Regions from separate parts of the Homo sapiens genome. Here region 2 is linked to region 1. The links are chromatin loops, found by intact Hi-C in ENCODE. Cell type or tissue: B cell. All regions are shown on one strand.

Region 1 (2,500 bases):
CAAATCAGAAACATGGAAGTCCTGTGACATTTCCTCTTCGACCCCACAGCCAATCAGTGAGCCTTCTCAAGCCTTTCTCCTAAACATGTCTCCAATCGTTCTTCTGCTTCCGCTCCCAGTGTCTCTCAGTCCTTTATCATTGGCAATAGAGTCCCCATTGATTTCCTTGCCATGAGTCTCAGCCCCATCCCTCCCTCCCAGGCTCAAATTCCTCTCTGCCTGACCAAGTGACCCTCTTAGATTTGGCCCCTGCCTAGCTACTGTGCCAGCCTCATTACCCTCACTTTACCTCTGGCACATTGTGTTCCAGCAAACCCAAAGTATATGCAGTCCACCAACAGCCATGTACCTTCTGCCTAGAATGCCCTGTCCCCATTTCAGGGCTCTGTTCAACAACTACTGTCACTTCTTTTATTCCATCCCCCAGGGAAAGTTCCTTGCCGTCTCCTTTGCAACAACATTGTACCTTGAACTTGCCCCTTATCACCTTGAACCACAAATCTTGGCTTACATGCCTGCTCCTCCTGCCTACCATACTGGGAGATCCTTGAGAACAAAGACCAGGTCCTACCTATCTTTATAGGTGCAGCACCTAGCCCAGTGGTCAACACTTAGTAGGCACTCCATAAATGTTCATGAAATGTATGCTGGAATTGATCACCACTGCATTTTAGAATATGAAGGAAACTTAAAGTGAATTGAGTCCACTCCAAAGCCTAATTTTACAGATAATGATACCAAGGTTCAGGGATGATGTGACTTGCTGAGCTACATAATGCCTTGGCAGCAATGGTAATAAATAGATTCAAATCTCCAGAATGGATTCACTCCTTTATTAGTTCTTTTTCCGTGATTCCTCATTGCCTCTCAAACTCAAAGCAGAAAAGCCATTGAGCCTCTCAGCGTCTCTGTTTTCACTCATAGACAACGGAAATTACTAATGCCTTCCCTTTCTACAGCATAGGGATTTTATTTAACTACGGTTGAATGCTGTCTGTAAAAATGCTTTGACTTCAGAGAGAGATACACCACAGCCGCGGCTCAGCAGCCCACCACTTTGATTTCAACTTCTCAGTTTACTCTCTCACTTCCTCTATTGACTTTTCCTCTCATGCAGCCTGCAACCCAGCAGAAGCTGGAAGAGAAAGAGATTTGTGATTTCCTCTTACCCCAACTCTACTTAACGAAGAAGAAAGGTACTGTAAATAAAATGAAACAAAGGTTCGTGTACAACTGCATACAAAATATTGCTATTGATTACAAGTTCAGGATGAGAATAAAAGGAGGTTCATGTTTGGAGTCTTGCACTGGGAATGATTATGACACTACTCAGAGACTCCACATCCGTCCGTATGTACATATGTAAATAAAATAGGCTGCCAAACCTAGGAGATTTTTTAAATTCTGACATTCTTTTAAAAAGCAGGAGGATGACAGTTAACTTGGAAAAATAATATCGTAAAAGACAAAGAAAGGCTGTCGAAATGTTCCAGATTAAAGGAGGCTAAAGAGACATGACAACCAAATGTAACACCTGACCCTACCGGATCTTATGTTGGAGGGAAAAGATGCCATAAAGGACATTATTGGGTCAATTGACAAAATTGGAATGAGAACAAAAGATTAAATAAATGTGTTGTATCAATATTAATCAAATGGAAGTTGATAACTCTATTGTGATTAGGTAACAGATTATTCTTAGGAAATACTCACTGAAGTATTAAAGACCCATAATGTATGTAACTTACTCTCAAATGCATCAGAAAAGCATTGTGTGTGTTTGTGTGTGTGTGTGTGTGTGTGTGTGTGTGTGTGTGTGTGTGTAGAGAAGATATACAGGCAGATCTAAAGTAAATGAGGTAAAATGTGTACAGTAAGTGAATCTAGGTAAAACATATGTAGATGATATTTGTACCATTTTTATTCTTGCAACTTCTCTGTAAGTTTAAAATTATTTCTGAATGAAAGTGTTTTTTTTAATCATGTCTGGGCCAAGTGTGGTGGCTTATACCCACTGAAAGTAATCCCACTGCTTTGAGAGGCTGAGGCAGGAGTATCACTTGAGTCCAGGAGTTCGAGACCATCCTGGGCAACACAGAGAGACCACATCACTACTAAAAATTTTTTTAATTAGCCAGGTGTAACAGTGAGCACCTGAATTCCCAGCTACTTGGGAGACTGAGGTGGGAGGATTGCTTGAGCCCGGGAGTTCGAGGTTGCAGTGAGCTATGATCACACCACAGCACCCCAGACTGGGTGACAGAGTGAGACCCTGTCTCAGGAAAAAAAAAAAAAAAAAAAAAAAAAAAAAAGGATGTCTGCACAAGACTTTGCATTTGTGATATTTAACAAGTTCAATTGTTATATCCATATTCATCCATCTATCTTCAGTAATCATGTCTCCAGCACTATGCTAAAATGCTGTAGAGATTGAAGAGAGAAATAGGCATAATTTTTTCTTTAAGTAGTTCATTTCTACTTTAGAAGAGAGGACACAAAC
Region 2 (2,500 bases), 120 kb before region 1:
ATTTGCCGATAAATTTACAAAGGTATCCAATCCTTCTTCCCTCTCCTTGCCATGGTTACAGCAAACGCTAACACTTTGGTTTCCACATCTAAAGCCAGCCCAACAAGAAAATGAGTTATTACTTGCCCAGGAATAATTTAAGAAGTTCTAGAAAGATCCCACAGCCAAAAGACACCTACCTTCCTCGCCCACATTTGAAATTTCAACATTTGAGAGTCTTCTCTTCCTGATATCCTGCTGGGAGGAGTAAGAGAAAATTCTCACGACTTAATGGATTTGTCAGCTGCTTCGTCATCCCAAGAAGCAAGGGAGAAGGGGAGCAGGATCAGTGATTGTTTGGAAGAGGATGAAGAAAGAAATGCTGGGGAGCCTGGAAAACAAATTCCTCCACCTCCGTATTCCACTTAAGGCCAGTGCTCCTTTTCGGTTTTGGGCAAAGTGATCATGCTCTCTAAATGTCCAAAAACAGGCTTAACTACACTTCTTTCTGAATACGCTCCTTAAATCTGCTTTCACTTGCTTGACATATTTTGTTTGTGTAGTTAAACCTTCTGAATATGAATTGCACATAACTGTCTCCAGATCACCTGACGGGGGGTAAAGTATTTCTCAACAAGGACCCTATTGGCATTTAGGATAGGACAACTCTCCTTCATACTAGAAGTTTTCTCTCCCTCCTCCATCTCAGCAAATGGAAGTAGTGCACCACCCCCCTGTACCCCAGTCACTCTGACAATCAAAAATGCTCCCACACACTTCCAACTGCTCACTGGGAGAGTGGTACTGATTTGGGTTGAGAATCGCTCATTTTACACCCTGAGCAAGCAAGACACAAAAGGCTCACAACCATTTTGGAGAGGCATTTTGCCTGCAGAACTTTGCAGATGGAGTTGTCATCTTATCCTATCACCTTCATTAACAAAGTAAATATTAGAAATTACCCAATCATGTAGAGCCTTTCTACCAGAAACAATACAAAATAAACCGGAAAAGATTCCCCCTCCCATCTTGTGAGAACTTACACATCACATGTATTCCTCTTCAGCTTCCCCTGAATTGAGTTGCTCCCAATAAAATTGCAAATACTTTATTCTGAAACCTTTGAAGAGGATTACTGAAGTGGTGATGTCTTACAGGTTACTCAATCAATACAAGTTGAACTTGACCCCAGACCGGAAAGTTAGGTCTACAAGAGGAACATTTCAGTGTCCCCCAGGGGGCGCCATAACCCCTTCACAAGTCTGTCAGCCCTTTGTTCACAAGTCTGTCAGCCCTTTGTTCTGTGTGTGGTTAGGCTGGTCTGCAGCCCTGTTCCATTATGAGGGTTGCTGTAAAGAATAAATCTCAAATGTGATCACCTGGGGACCAACTAGGTCACCTCTGGTGGCCCCATGGCACTTTGGCTGCACTGAGGTTTCGTAATCCACTCTTTCCCCTCAACAGTTTGATTATCCGTGGCCAAAGGTGATCCCAAGGTGAACCAGACAGTCCTGTTTCCAGGTGACAAGTCTCAAATTAATCCAATTCTCCAAGGTACCAAGCATTCCATTGCACGGGCTCTTGAACACTTCCATCCATTCAGACATACAATGCCTGTATCTCATCAAGAAAGAACCTGAATTCTGTTTCTCTAATCCCCCATGGCTAAGCAATAACTTGAGATAGTCCAAGTCTAAATGCTGAAACAATGCCACCAGGTAGTACAAGATTTCTTTCTCACTTTGCTAAGAACAGATTTTGGAAAGACAATCATTTTTTTCTGCACTCTTCCTATTGGTATCCTTTTTTTTTCTTTTTCTTTATAGTAAATTTCAAAGGCAGACCCAGTAATGCCACTCTTGGGTATATATCTAAAAGAAGTACCCAAACAGCCCTGTTGTGTACACTGTGTATAAAACTGTGTTCCATAGCAGTTTAACTCATTGCAAGTAAAAACTGAGGAAAAATTCATCAATTAGAGATTGGATAAGCAAACTATGGTACATCCATGCAACTGGATACTACCTAGCAATAAAAAAAAATGAACTATTGATGCACACTACAACATGGATGAATCTCAAATATATTATGATAAGTGAAAGAAGCCAGACCAAAAAATAGAGTGCATCTATTTATATGAATTTCAAAAACAGATGAGACTAATCTGTATCTTAAAATTCAGAATAGTAGTTACCTCTGGGAGAGGATGTTATTGGGGAACGAGAATGAGGAAATGTTCTGGGGTGATGAAATTGTTCTGTATCTATTTGCGTGGTAGTTACATGAGTGTATAGATAAAAATTCATCAAACTATACACTTAAGATTTATGCATTTTACTGTAGGTAAATTATTCCTTAATAAAAAGAATTCCAGGGCAAATACAAAATTATAAATATAGCTAAAAGCCCCTGTGAAGCATCTGATGCCCAGTGTTTATACTAATGTTTCTCTCACCCATGTCACACTTTGCAAAGTCATATTTTTATGCTTTCCTCTGAATTATATAATTGAACAGAAGTT

The links. A loop is a pair of places that touch in the nucleus more often than their neighbours do. Peaks named below come from ENCODE experiments on the same cell type or tissue, not always from the same donor. Only the 100,000 strongest peaks of a DNase experiment are listed, where the experiment ranks them.
Region 2: it touches region 1 in a loop (3-fold over the local background); 2 of 110 quality-filtered maps call a loop at or near these places.

What each region holds. Positions count from the first base shown.
Region 1 is chrX:20,319,502-20,322,001 of GRCh38, reverse strand. No RefSeq gene overlaps it. Among named protein-coding and RNA genes, the nearest start is that of RPS6KA3, 54 kb to the right of the region's middle. In B cell, no CTCF peak of the experiment used is centred here; a DNase peak (open chromatin) is centred at 1,061; H3K4me3 peaks cover 389 bases; H3K27ac peaks cover 1,027 bases.
Region 2 is chrX:20,441,518-20,444,017 of GRCh38, reverse strand. No RefSeq gene overlaps it. Among named protein-coding and RNA genes, the nearest start is that of RPS6KA3, 180 kb to the right of the region's middle. In B cell, CTCF peaks have their summits at 999 and 1,209 (motif pointing right); a DNase peak (open chromatin) is centred at 1,227.